Linked DNA regions of Homo sapiens: region 2 is linked to region 1. A link is a contact called in ENCODE Hi-C or POLR2A ChIA-PET data. All regions are on one chromosome and are shown on one strand. Each heading gives the region's core, a stretch centred on a gene start or an enhancer-like site at or near the end of the contact. The rest is flanking DNA. Distances are from core to core; before and after follow the strand shown. Region 1 has its middle 280 kb from the start of LINC01250. Region 2 overlaps LINC01250 (long intergenic non-protein coding RNA 1250).

Region 1 (6,992 bases), core at 1,912-4,411:
CAGAGGAGCGGAGGCCTGGCCTTCCTCGCGAGGGGTGGACCGGGACGGGTGGCCAGGCATCAGGAGCAGCAGAGGAGCCGTTCCCTGACACGCAGTGACTTGATCCATCCAGGACGCATCTGGGGCGCATCTCTGTGGCAGGATGGCTCTCTGCAGGGGGCAGTGGGCAGGGCTTCTGCAGAAACCCTGAGGAAGGCTTCCCCGGTGACTGGGAGCAGGAAGGGTGTCTGTGTGTGCTCTGGGGCTGGCCTCTGCTATTGACACTTGCTGTGAAGCGGGGCTCCCGCAGTGTCAGTGCAGCTGGACCTGGCCTTCCAGAGCAAGAGTGCAGGCTGTCAGAGCCCGGGAGCTGCGCAGGATGGGCACCTCAGGTGTTCCAGGAAGGGCAGCCACACGGGGGTGGGAAAGGCCGGGCTGGGCCAGGAGGACCCTGCCCCAAGACGCCCCTCCTGTGCTGCGCAGTCTTGGTGGCTGCAGATTCCCACTTACCTGTGATTTGGGGTGACTTCCTCACCTGTGAAGGAGGGGCTGCTGAGAGCACCGGCCTCTCCAGCCCTGTCGGCGAGGTCCCTGCCTCACGCTTCCACTTAGGAGGCTCTGGCCCAGAAATGTTATAGAGGGGAATGACACTGACATCCAATACATGATGATTGATGCATGGACCCTGCTGCCTGCCCCAGCTGCTGGAGGGAGGGAAGCTGCAGGAAGGAGCTGGGGCTGTCCAGGGTCAGGGCAGCTGCACCATAGCAGGACCAGGGGCCTCTCACGGCGGCTGGACCATGGCCGGGGCTGCCCTAGGCAAGCAGGTAGACCAGGGATCAGCATGAGGACTGGACCCTCACAACAGGGACGGACTCTTCCATTCATTCCAGAGCTGCTGACCCCTGTGGCTCTGCAGGGCCCAGGTGTGACCGCAGCTCCTGAGGTGAGCACGACCCAGGCTCTGGCAGAGCTCCATGGCACTGGGAGGCAGAGTCGCATGTGGGCATCTGTGTCAGGTTCTCTGTGGCCTGCTTGCCTGGGGAAGCTCTGAATCACGTCTGTTGTTCCAGAACAATCACTAATCACAACCAGCCTGCCCTTCCGTCCACTCCCAAAAGCATCCCAGGCAACTGAAATGAGGGGACGGGAGCCTGGCAGTGTCCACCCGGCCTGACCCTGCAGGGCCCCACAGCCAAGGGGCCTGGGCAGTTTCCAGCAGGGAAGCAAAAAGAAAAAAAGAAGGAGGGGGAGGGGGGAAGGGCAGGAAGGAAGGGGGAGCCTTCAGGAAAGACCCTCAGTGTGGAGGAGGACTCTGAGCGGCCAATGGGCTTGCAGTTTCCCTTAGGTGGTGGAGGGGGTCTAGGGGAGGCCAGGCCTGCACCTGTCTCCAGGCTCAGCAACTCCCATGCTGTGGAGGGGGCAGGCAGATGGTAGTTGCACAGGTGCAGAGACACCAGACCACTGACCTTTACTGACCTCCTCCACCCTGGGTGGGACAGCTTTGGGGAGTGAAAGGGCGGTGCCTGCCTTGACCAGGCCAGGAAGCCCCTGCTTGAAAGGGCTGAGCCTTGGAGGCTTCCCTGCAGTTCTCTCTCCGTCCCCTCCCTTCCTGACTTCCCTTCCCCCACAGGCCCTCCCCTAGTCCTACTCTCCCACCTCCCTCCCTGGGTCCCCTTCCCCGCAGTCCATCCCTACAGTCCTCCCTCTCCTGCTCTCCCTCCCTGGCTTCCCTTCCCCCCATGCCCTCACCAAGTCCTCCCTCCCTCCCCTCCCTCCCTGGCTTCCTTCCCCCACCCAGGCCCTCTCAACAGTCCTCCCTCCCTCCCTGGCTCCCCATCACCCCCAGGCCCTCCCCTCTCCCTCCTCTCTCCTTGGCCTTGCTCAGCTCCTGGTGAGGCTGGGCGCCTGGCTGCTAGTCTTCTGTGAACAGCTGGTGTCTCCCCAGCTGCCCCTGCAGTCCGTCTCTTTTCCATTCTCCCTGCCTCTTAGGATTCCTGTCAGCCTGAGCCCAGGACCACAGTGGGGAGAGAGAGAGGGGATGGGAGAGGGAGGTGGGGGACGGGGGGAGATAAAGTGTGCCGCAGGGGAGGAGACACATGGACTTGTGCTGGGCTCACAGCTTCCTAAGCAAAAAACAGCAAAGACCACTCCCAGCCTCCTCCAACCACAGGGCGGCTGTGCTGGTGGGAAAGGTGGTGTGTGTGTCTATGTGTGTGCATGTGGGGTACATGCTTGTGGCGTGCACTCATGTGGCATGCACTCATGGCATGTGTGATACGGTGTGTGTAGTGTGTGGTGTCTGTGGTCTGTGTATGGTTTGTGTGTGTGTGTGATGTGCTGTGGTATGTATGGTATATGTGTGTATGTTTGTGTGTGATTTGCTATGGTGTGGTGTGTATCGTTTGTGCGTGTGGTTTGCTCCTTTGTGGTGTATATGGTTTGTGTTTGTGCGTGTGGTGTGCTCTGCTGTAGTGTGTATGGTTTTTGTGTGTGTGTGTGTGCTGTGCTGTGGTGTGTATAGTTTGTGTTTGTGTGTGTGCTGTGCTGTGGTGTGTATGGTTTGTGTTTGTGTGTGTGTGCTGTGCTATGGTGTGTATGGTTTGTGTGTGTGTGTTGTGCTATGGCGTGTATGGTCTGCGTGTGTCTGTGTGCTGTGCTGTGGTATGTATGGTTTGTGTTTGTGTGTGTGCTGTGCTGTGGTGTGCATAGTTTGTGTTTGTGTGTGTGCTGTGGTGTGTATAGTTTGTGTTTGTGTGTGTGCTGTGCTGTGGTGTGCATAGTTTGTGTTTGTGTGTGTGCCGTGCTATGGTGTGTATGGTTTGTGTGTGTGTTCTGTGCCATGGTGTGTATGGTTTGTGTGTGTGTGTGTGCTGTGCTGTGGTGTGTATGGTTTGTGTGTGTGCTGTGCTCTGGTGGGTATGGTTTGTGTGTGTGTGTGCTGTGCTGTGGTGTGTATGGTTTGTGTGTGTGCTGTGCTGTGGTGTGTATGATGTGTGTGTGTGTATGTATATGTGGCATGCTGTGGTGTGTGTGTGTCCCCAGCTGCACAGGGTTGTCACACAGAGCCCAAGTGCCCTGGTCCCTGTGTTCTTTGTAATCACAGCCATGGCATCTGAGTGTGGCTGGGAGGGAGGCCACCTGCCAGCCCCGGGGGCTGGCAGAGACATTTGCTGGCATCTGTGTCCTTTGGTCTAAGGCTGGCCAGGGGTGGCCCTGCAGGGAGGGAGCTGGACGAAAGACAGGCTCTCACTCTCCCTTCTCTACTTCCTTCTGATGTGCCTCATTGTCCGCCCACACCCTCAGGCCCCAGCAGTCAAAGACGGGGTCCAGGGACAGACCCTCTCTGCAAAGCAGGAGCAATGATTCTGGGTGTGTCTGCCTCACAGGGCTGTGATATGCAAATGTACTTTTTGCATATATTTCCCTTGGCAAATGCGCACTGAGGGCCACTGGGGGCTGGAGATACAGAGATGGGCAAGACAAGGTCTCTGCCGCCAGAGGGTGAGAGTTAATGTGGGAAGGGGCAGACAGCCAGACAGTGGCAACACCCATGAAAAATGAGGCCAGAGGGCACAGGGTCAGCTGACGCACCCCCACCAGCAGAGGAGATGGCAGCAGACGGGAGATGCTGGCCCAATCGTGTGTGTGGAAAGAGGGAGAAGGCTGGGCCGGAAGAGAACAACACCCACGCCTGGACGGATCCGCGGCACCTTCATGAGGCTCATGGGGACAGGGACAGTCAGGCCTGCTGTCCACATGGCTGGGAGCCACCCACACAGCCCTCGCCTGGCTCTGCCTCCAGGTGACGCTGGCTATTCCTGGGAAAGGCCACCCTGCCTCCCTGGGCTGCTGCACCTGCCTCATGGACATAAAGGGCTCCACCTGCCTGACTCACTTCCAATGTGGTATGACCTTAAATAACAGGAGAAGGAGGAGGAGAGCTTTGAAAACTGAGCCTGGTGCTTGTGTCTGTTCCCACCACCAGGCAGCTGGTGTTGTTGGCTCAAAACCTGGGCCAAGCCTAGAGCCCTGCGTGACCCTGTGCCCATCACTGTCCCTGAGCTGGAGTCCTGGCTGGTCTCTGCCTGCATTGGTCACCTGTGGGAACCCAGCAAACATCCCTTCTGGCAGCAGCAGGTTCCTGCAGCTTTATCTTGGCTCAGCAGGCCAGCCCAGGCTGCCCCCCGCGCCTTTCTCTCAGCAGCTCTGTGGTGAAGCTGCCAACTTGGATGATGTCCAGGGGCTAGGCGTCCCTTGAAGAGGCCTCCCCAGCAAGCCTCAGCCTGCAGGCATCTGTGAGGGAAAAAGGGCTCAGGTAACAGAAGCCCCCTGTGTCCTTCAGAAATGGCAGCGAGCAGGGGCGTATGGGAAGGATTACGCAGTGAGGAAGGGGGAACAGACGGGGCTTTCTCCAAGAGGGGCAAAGACAGCTGTTGAAAAATTCAGAGGCTCCTGTTCAGGGCTGGAGGAAGAAAACCTAACCACGTCCCCATCACAGTGCTTCCGATGCCTCCTCCTCCTGATTCGATGCTATTTTACCTTCCCTAGTGGGCAAGAGGTGATTATAAGGGAGCCAACGTAGTGGCTGGCATTTCAGCGAGGATCCCAAGGCAACAGCACCAGAATCACAAGTCAGGACGGATCCCAGATCCCAGCAGCGCCGAGCCCATGCAGATGGAGCAGCCTTGCTAGGAACGAGTCGTTTCCAGCTAACACGCTTCCCGTTTTGGAGACAGTTCTGGGTGTAGAAGTTGAGAGAAAACCTCCCAGGGAAGGATCCTGTCAGAGAGGAGGGCCGTGGCCACCCCAGGCTGGGTCTTGCCATCTTGTCCTTTCCCTGGGGATTCTCTTGCTTTGAATTTTGCTGCCACCATCTAGAGAGGAAAAGGAGAGAAAAAAGAAAGGCAATAAGAAATGAATTTTAAAAAGGGTTGGCCTCTGGAGGTTTTTATTTTTGACTTGTACTCAAAGTGAGGATGATGGATCAAATCTTTCAAAACCTGGGCGAGTTCCTCTCCTGAGCTGTGCTGGTGCCTTATTTCTGGTGCTGGTCGTGGTAGGATCCACAGTCATCACATGGAGTGCATTCTAGTGGACAGGGACCAGCAACATTGTGTGTGTACGCACATGTGTGTGTGGGGGACAGACAGACACAGAGGCAGAGACAGGTAGAGAGAATGTCCCAGCCATGCAGCGTCCACCTCAGCGCACGGCAGGAGAGTGCATGCCTGCAGCGAGGCAGCACAGACATGGACAGGCATAGGCACGCTCGGGACCAGCTGGCTTCATCTCTGTCATGCGTCTGATAGGTGTGACTTGCATGATGCCAAGTGTGGGTCCAACGTAGAGACATCCATACCACAGCCTCTACACAAAAGGCAGCTACTCCATTTGATGTCTGCTCAACGATTCCAGGAAACATTGGCTGCACTGTTGACTGCGGTGGTCTGAGGTTGATATGGTTTGGCTCTGTGTCCCCACACAAATCTCACCTTGGATTGTAATAATCCCCTCGTGTCAGAGTGGGACCAGGTGGAGGTAATTCAATCATGGTGATGGTTCCCCCATGCTGTTTTCGTGATAGTGAGTGAGTTCTCACGAGATCTGATGGTTTTATAAGCGTCTGGCATTTTCCCTGCTGGCTCTTATCCTCTCTCCTGCTGTCCTGTGAAGAGGTGCCTTCCTCCATGATTATAAGTTTCCTGAGGTCTCCCAGCCATGTGGAACTGTGAGTCAATTAAACCTCTTTTCTTTACAAATTACCATTCTGTGGTATTTCTTCATAGCAGTGTAGAAACACACTAACATAGAGACGTTTTCATCTGGAAGCAGAACCAGACCGGGTTTGACTGGCTGCTGAGCTCAGCCTCTGTCTCAGGTGGGGCTCTGCTGTCCCCCAGGCCCTGCATGTACTGGACTCCCAGAGCCTGCTGTAGGTGGAAGGAATGCGGGAATTAACTGCCCTGCTGCTTTTCCCTGGCATCCTAGAGCTCAGTCTGGAAAGGTTAGAGACAGAGAGGCAGAGGATGGTCTTGGCATATTTGGGGGTTTAAAATGCAATATTTTATTTGTAGCCAAGATAAGACCTTGACAGCTATTGAGGTCCAAGAGGCTTGATTTGGGCTTCACTCCTCACACTCTGCCTTGCCTGGCCTCTTCCCTCACGCCTCTTTTTGCTCCCTGCAGGACTCTTCTGCCCTAACTTCCCCATGTCTTTGCTCTGGTCAAGGAGAGCATTTGCCTTGCCACTATTACATCTGCATGGAAGGTAAAGGCATGATGTGTCTCCTTGTAGCAGGATTGGGCCTGGATTCTCACTGTGGAATGGAAAATCTTGCCCCCTGGTGGAAGCTTTCAACCAGGTAAGCCACTATATTTGACATTGAGGATAGGGTACATCCTGAAACCCTGATGCAGAGTCTGTGGGTGAAGACCCAGTGGTCTACTTGGAAGGGCCTCTGGAAGTTTCCTGAAGAGGCGGTGGCTCTGTGCACGTTTCTCTGTGTGTCTGTGAGCATGCGGAGAGGCTCTATGCAAACGAGTGCTTGCTTTGCACTCCCCTGTATGTACACGCGCACACTGAGCTCGCACGCTGCACCTGCGGCAACTTGGAGCACTCCATTTCCCATAGAGACTCTTGCCCTGAGTGTGGAAGTGTTGGTGGCCTTACCGGGTCTCTGAAGTTTCCTAAACTAACTAGGATATTCCACTGCATTTTAAGCAAAGACTAAGGGGGCAGACTAAGTGAAGACTAAGGGGGCCCCCTCCCTGCTCTAGGATCTGAGGCCACATCTTCATTCATCTGAGGATGCATCTATATAGAGTGATTTTTTCCCCTTGGAACATAGCCCTTAAGGAGGGAATGACTCTTGGCATGCTCTCCTTAGCCTGTGATTTTAGGCAGGGTCTTAACTAGACTAACCAGGATAACAATGACCAGACTTCAGGCTTCTTGAAAAGCTCAGGGAGACATCTGCATGTCTGTCTCTTCCCACTCTTGGTGTAAAATG
Region 2 (6,992 bases), core at 2,131-4,630, 54 kb before region 1:
GTGTGCATTTATTCTGGCCCAAGGATAATCTGGGGTATCTCGACTTGAAATGGTTGGGTTTTTTAAGATGGTGAGGGGAAGTGGAACAGGGATTTCTTTTGAAGACAGGGGTAAATAAATGTGAATAGTTGAGGTTAGCTCTCAGTTTGTCAATCTAAAAGCTTGTGACTCTTCCCAAATGATTTCATTTCTGATCTTTTGCCTCTGGACATACCTCCTCACTCCTACCCATAAGAGCATCCTCTGTCACGCTGGCAGAGATTCGTTTCTTGTCTCTGGATGGGATGTGGGCCCTCTTCTGCTGGGATCCTTCAGTAGCTTCTTGCTGCCCTGGGATCGAGTGTGAGTCCTCTGGCGCTGCGTAAGCCTTGGCTTGCTTCTTCCCTGGTCTCTCTCCCAACACCCAGGCAGCCTCTTAGCCACGCTGACCAGCTGTCCCTTCGTTCCACTGGGCCTTGCCTATGCTGTGCTCTTCGGACCGGCTACCTCTCCCTCAATGCTCAGAAAACTCAAATTCATCCTCTAAGACATAGCTCAAGGGCCACCTCCACTTGGAAGACCTCCCTGATCTCAGCACTTATTGAGATGTTTTAGAGTTGTTATATTCTAGGATGATTTTCTGCTTATTTGTCCATCTCCCTGGATAGATTGTGTAATCTTTGAAAGCAGGGAATATGTCTGGCTTTTCATTTTACCTCCAGGGCTAGCAGACCACTTGACAAATAGCAGGTACTTATGTATATGGGGTGAGAGAGTAAAGTAAGTGATTTCTTTGCGACCTTAGATAAGGAAAACAAGCTTTTGTTGAGAAGATGTATTCACTGTAAAGGAATTTGTTGCAAGCACACATTTATTTCCCAGCAAATGTTTAATAAACGCATCTTATGTATTTACCATGAAGTAGTCTGGGGCGTTAAGCAGGAAATTTGTGTTATGTAAAAGCTTAGAGAAAAGGCATGTTTGGGGGGACTTTAAAAAACAATTCGATTTTCAGTTCCTAGAACAGTGTCTGGCACATGGTAGGCACCTGCTAGGCATTGTTGAATGATCGAATGGTGTGCTCTAGAGCTTAAAAGGATTTTTCATATATGTGGTCTTACATTGAAATTCAAACAAAACCCCCCAAAAATGTGGACAGATTATGATCCCAATTTTAGACTAGAAAATGGAGACACAGAAATGTGAAGTGATTTGTCTCATGTTATTGGACTTGGTCGCATAGTACAGAGCCAGCAGCAGCCGGGCAGAACCTGAAACAAGGTTCATTCTGACTGCTAGTTGGGGAGAGTCTGAGAGCTCACATACACCCTCCATTGTTCATACAACAAACACTCTTTGAGCACCTACAAGGTACAGGCACTGATCTTACGGTTAAATCACTCAGCAGTCAGTAGGCAAGTGACAACTCTGGCCTGCCCTGAAATGAAAGGGGTCTTGCTCATGGAGTGTCTGCAGCACGCTGACTGCAAAGGGGAATGCCAAAGGCATGGGGCCTTCCTCAGAGAGTCTGACTGTGTGCATGAGATGTCCCTGGGCAGAGGACAACAGATGCCAGGGACAACAGATGCCAGGCCCACAGTGATTAGCTTGGGATATAGCTCTGTGATGGCTGTAATGGGATGGAGACCACAGATGATGAGTTAGTACTGCATGCCAGGCCTGTGCTACACAAGCCTTGAGAACACAGAGAGAAACAGCACAGTCACTGTCCTCAAAGCAGTCCCAGCCAGTAGGGAAGACAGACATATACGCAGAGGGAAGTGGTGCATGCTGGGATATGGCCTGTGTGGGGTTCCACTCCATGTCAGGAAGAGGCAGCTAACCAGACAGGGCGCTGAGCAGAGAGCAGGGGATGGCTCATGTGCACCTCGAGGTGGAGTAGGGAGGACAATTCGGGCTTATATTTAAGGCAAAGCAAGCAGCATATTCAAAGCTGAAGTGTTTTTGCAGAACTGGTAAGTTGGAATAAACGCAGCATACGGCACAAAAGGACAGGTGGGAGGAGAAGGCGAGAGGGGGACAGGAAGCCAGGAAGGAATTCCTGTGAACCAGGGAGGCCATCGACAGAGCTGAAGCTAAGAGCTCTCATACAGAGAGGGGTCAGTGCAGGACCAGGCAATATGCCTGTTAGAGGCTTGAAGAAAAAGAAGAGGATAGTGGCATCCAGCCAGTGTGGATGACTTCTAGTGGACCAGAAGTACCTTCTGCCATGCTCCTTGGGTGAAGGCCATCATATCTTCCTCCTCTCATGCTTCTCTGCCTCTGTGCAGACCCTCTGTGCAGACATGCATTCGGATGTTTTTTGAGCAGGTCTGTGCCTTTCCTGGAGTGGGAGTGAGGCTTTGATTCCCTCGAAATCACCCTTGGCACTGCTTCTCCTAGGCTAGAGCTGCAGTTCTGTCCCCCTTACTCTTGAAAAAGCACGTGGGGAGGAGTGCCCCATCAGGAGGTGCCTCTGGTCCAGCCTTCCTCTCGTCACTTCCAGGCTTGCACCACAGCCGTGGGGAGAGCCTGGGATTCCAGCCTGGGCGGCAGAACCTCCCAGGTCCTCCTTCCCTCCCTTGGCAGTTGGCGCTGAGTTCTGATACCTGCTTCTCACCTCCCCTTTGATTTTTGCGACCTGTTTGGATGACTCCCTGGCTTACTGAACTCAGCTCTCAGCTTGATTCTTGATTCTGTATATTTGCTGAATAAATATTGAATGAATGGAGGCCTTTGATCTCCCCACCACTGACAGCTCTTGGAGAGAAACTTCCATGGCCTTGATCTTCTGAGAACCTCGCTGGCCACCTGAGGATGGCTTGTGATGTCTTACCTGAAGAACTGGTGTTGTCTAGGTTAAGTCACATTCTTTTCTGTGAGGCATGAGCAGACCTTGGATGAGACGTTAGAGTGAATGAGAACACCCACAAAAAGTTTTGTAAAGTCTTTGTCTTTCCTGTTAATATTTGGCAACTTGTGTCTCCTCTAACCTAGGGGGTGGTGACTGCCTCTTCCACGTCCAGGAGCAGACCTTGGTCACCATGGAGATGCTTCCTGCTGAGAGCTGCTCACAAAGACTGTACCATGAAATTTGCTTTCCTTTTCTCTTTCAAGGCTTCTCTTTTCATAATGACTTTCAAAACCCAGCAAATGGGAAATGTGTAGGAAGCAGTGAAGGCAGTCCTGCTGTAGCTGGGGGTGCATCGCGGCTTCTGGGAGGGCTGAGACACTGCCTTCATGTGACAAGTATTTTAAACACTGCACCCCATCCTGGAGGGCAAATTGCCCTCCTCAACCAAGTCAGACTTCACAGCAAAGCTGAAACTCATTGCTTTGGCAGCCTCCTCCTCTGTGAGTTGCAGTTCCACATTTTGACAACACTCAAAGCACTCGTGCTTATCAGAAACGACAAAAGATGCTGCCTCGAGATTCTACTGTATCTCTGTGTTTAGAATTCATATCAGTGTTAAAGAAAATTGAAGAACAGTCCTCCCATTATTTTACATATCACTGATGGGCGAGTGGACCATCAGTGATATCAGAAAGGTTATCAGTTTGGTAAGACTAGTGTTTCCAAGTTCTTCTCTCCTACTTTGTAATTATGAAGAAGAAAACACCTGTCCTCTGTGGCAGGGCCTTTTCCAAGTATTGAGTTAAATCAGGAAGTGGAGACTCTGCCCAGGTTCTGTTCTAACACTGAGTGAGCCTGGTCAAGTCACTTGCCTTCTCTGGGATTAACTTATTCACAAAAGGAGTCATTTCAGCATGCATATTCTATGCCACTTGTGTATTCTCTCATTGGCATTTCCTAAGGGGCTCATGTAAAGTGAGGCAGGAAAGAATGAACAATAAAGCCTGACTCGATTCATTACTAGTTATCAAATTCACTTGGGTTGATCTATTTGTATTTAATAATATTTGTCAGTAGGACTGCAAATTACTAATATGAACTGTAGAAAATGAGAAGAAACAAGGAGCCCCACAATAAAACTAAAACACTCCTTCCATAGAGATAGGTGTTTGAGGAAATAAATTCATGGTTATTATTCTATGGGCATATGTGTTTGTGTGCATTTGTTTGTTTATGACTGAAGTGATTCATCCCATACCTACTGTTTGTAACCTACCTTTCTTACTTGTCTACATATAAACAGTTTTATACATTCAACATAAAGACTAGTCTCTATTTTTCTACTGTATTTTTTTTCTGTGATGAAATAGTGTGCCTTCACATTGAGGTACCAGATTACCCTGTCACTGAAGAACACTGAGGTTTATAAATTTGGAAAGGAGAGCTTCATTTCTCCTAAAGGGCTGCAGCCTGCAGACCAGCCATTCTGACTGGCTGGGAAGTGTAGCCTCCAGACAGAAGCTGGAAACAGACACTAGGAGGCAGGGGCAAAGGGAACAGGGATTTTTTGTGAGTGAGGTTGCTGAATATAAATATTCAATAAGCTATAGGAGGAGTCGTGAATATTTATGAAATGAAAAATGCAGGCACGTGCAATTGAGCTTCATGCCTCCTCGACCCATGTTAAAGAAAAATGGTGCTGATAGCTTGATTTGAGGGTAGAGTTTTCTGCTTTCAAAAGGTGCAGCAGAAGACATGAAGACCCTTATTCTTCATCCTTCTAGACTGGCCAGAACCACTCCCTGGCCCCCTGGCCAGTGGTCTGTTATCAGGAAGGAAAGCTGCTCAATTGTGGTACTGAAATTGCAAAAGGGAGAGGCAGCATCTGGTAGTTGGTTGATGTCAGTGGTGGATTCTTTTGAAAGGGCTGGTTTCTGTTTACCCTTAGGGCATAAGCCTAATCACGATTAGCAAGTGAGAGAGTAGAACCATGCCTGCCCGACCTCCTATCCCCTCGTGGCCAGAAACTCTGTTTCCAAGGTTACTCTGGAGTCCTCTTGGAAAGGAGGGGATCTGTTCAGTGAGTTGGGGTCCTTGGGATTTTTTTATTTTTCAATACCTATCCTCCTACGGCTTTTATTTAGTCTATTTCCAATATTTGTCTACTATAAACAATGCTGTGATTAAAAGAGAGCTGGAGATAAATCTTTTTATACTTTCATGATAAGTTTTTAGGGTAAATTCTTAAATGTGGAATTGCTGGTTCAAAAAGAAACTTACAACTTAAAGACTTTGGATACTTATTGACATATTTCTGTTTTGGAAGGCCTTACTCAACAGGTTTTTCACTCTCTTCTGAAAAGTAATTGGGAACTTGTTGGTTCTAATCTTAATAGTTCATCATTAAGATTTTTCTTTCACTTAATCTAAGAGTTGTATGCCAAAAAGAGCATTTAAGCACACATGGGAAATTTATTGGAAGAAGTTTCCTTCTGCCACACACTCCTATCTGCTGACAAGGTCATGGAGAAATTCAGCTTTCAGAACAGCTCATCTTTAACAGTTTTTGTGATAGCTGTTTCCACTAGTCTGATATACTGTTTTTCTTACACTCTTCCTGACTTAATTATTATCAAAATAATTTTGGCTCATGTTAGGATGAAAATATTATATTATTATTGTTTTGAATTGCATTTTTAATTTTGAATAATAAGTATTTGATGCTATACATTTCTTATGACTACAGATTTTGTTGCATGCCATAAATTCTACGTGTAGTTTCCTCATTGTTAATTTCTAAGTAGTGTGTAGTGGTAGTTTTGCCAATAAATCCACTGAAAAAGATTTTAAGAAAATCAAAAGAGGCTTTATTCCAGTAAACAGTTTGCAAACTGGGGAGACACAGCCTTTGGCACAAAACACAGGTGTGTCACAGAGAACAAGGAGGGTTTCTCTTTTATAGAGAAAGTTTCTGCCCCGATTCCCCCTCCTTATGCAAATGAGGGGTGCAAACTTGCTGAGTTCTGATTGGTCAATACAGGTCACAGTACACTGGCTTGTTCAGGCCTCACGAACAGGAACAGACAGGTATGGAAGCCCCTAAGTAGAGGCAGCTGTGCAGAGGACTGGTGTGACCTCCTGTGTGACCTCCTATGTGACCTCCTGTGTGACCTTGTCAGCAGGTGGCCCTGGACTGTCCTTTGAGTTCAGGCCCAGTGAGCCACTCAGGAGCCATCTTGAAGGACTGGCTCTGTGGGGCTTCATAATTTGCTTTATTTCTTTAACTTAAGAGTTATTTAGATTTTTCTCTCTCTCTCTTTTTTTTTTTTTTGGTAATTTTCTTTTTTTTCTTTTTGCTTATCCAAAAGTTCTTTTCAGTTTTGTGGCATTGAGGTAGACACTGTAACTTATATGATAACACATATCTCCCTTGTGAATTGTACCTTCTATCATAATTTTATTCTATTTATTATTTTGGAGAGATTATCTTTCATTTTCTAAGTGTGCATCTACATTCAGAATGTCTTTCTGCCCATTCCTCAAGTAAAATGAGACATTTACCACACTTTTCTTTCTAGTAAATGCTCAGTCAGAAATGCAATTATTTCACATCCTGAGTATTAATATTGTTATTGATCAGTATATTATTAATTAATGATTGTATTAGTTTTGTTAGCCTTTAAAAATTAGGCCAAATTTTTGTGATTTACTTGTTATATTGTTTACTCTCATTTATTTTATATCTTCTTCATTCCATTCTTGCAGTGTTAAATTCTATTCTGTGTTGATTATTTGCAAATATTTTTTCAAGAAAGGTATTCAACTCCTACAACTTTTTTTTCTTTTCTAGTAGGGTCTTTTTGTCAGCCTTAAGTTTGACTATAACCTTTTTTTAGGTAACATTCTTTGAAAGTTTAAAGAATTTTTTCAAGTACTACGCTTTATTTAATACCAATCTATTTTATTTTTTTCATTTGTAGGTAATATGTTATTTTATTGGTAATGGTGGTATAATTTTTAAAAATCCTGAATTACATATATTTGTGTGTATGTATTGCATATATGATTTGTAATAGTTTTTCATAAAATTTAACTACTTTTCTTGATCTTAAGCTTTGGATTTCTCTTTAGTTCCAGAATATGTTTAACCTTTGATTTT

What was found. Hi-C counts contacts between places; a loop is a spot of excess contacts on that map. ChIA-PET counts read pairs that join two places held with the same protein, here RNA polymerase II (POLR2A). Pooled maps may share reads with other maps.
Region 2: POLR2A ChIA-PET joins it to region 1 with 11 read pairs in SK-N-SH. The contact joins two enhancer-like sites. A Hi-C loop is called at or near these places in 1 of 50 pooled maps. POLR2A ChIA-PET finds 5 or more read pairs at or near these places in 2 of 52 experiments (OCI-LY7 and SK-N-SH).

Annotation. Positions count from the first base shown.
Region 1 is chr2:2,843,685-2,850,676 of GRCh38, reverse strand. No RefSeq gene overlaps it. Among named protein-coding and RNA genes, the nearest start is that of LINC01250, 280 kb to the left of the region's middle. Within about 2 kb of position 3,161, at least 7 of the 41 ENCODE cell types and tissues checked have a DNase peak (open chromatin) inside an H3K27ac peak, as active enhancers do.
Region 2 is chr2:2,897,824-2,904,815 of GRCh38, reverse strand. All of the region lies in intron 5 of LINC01250 (long intergenic non-protein coding RNA 1250), which reads left to right. Among named protein-coding and RNA genes, the nearest start is that of LINC01250, 220 kb to the left of the region's middle. RefSeq lists silencers at 5,865-5,934, 5,955-6,014. Within about 2 kb of position 3,380, at least 5 of the 41 ENCODE cell types and tissues checked have a DNase peak (open chromatin) inside an H3K27ac peak, as active enhancers do.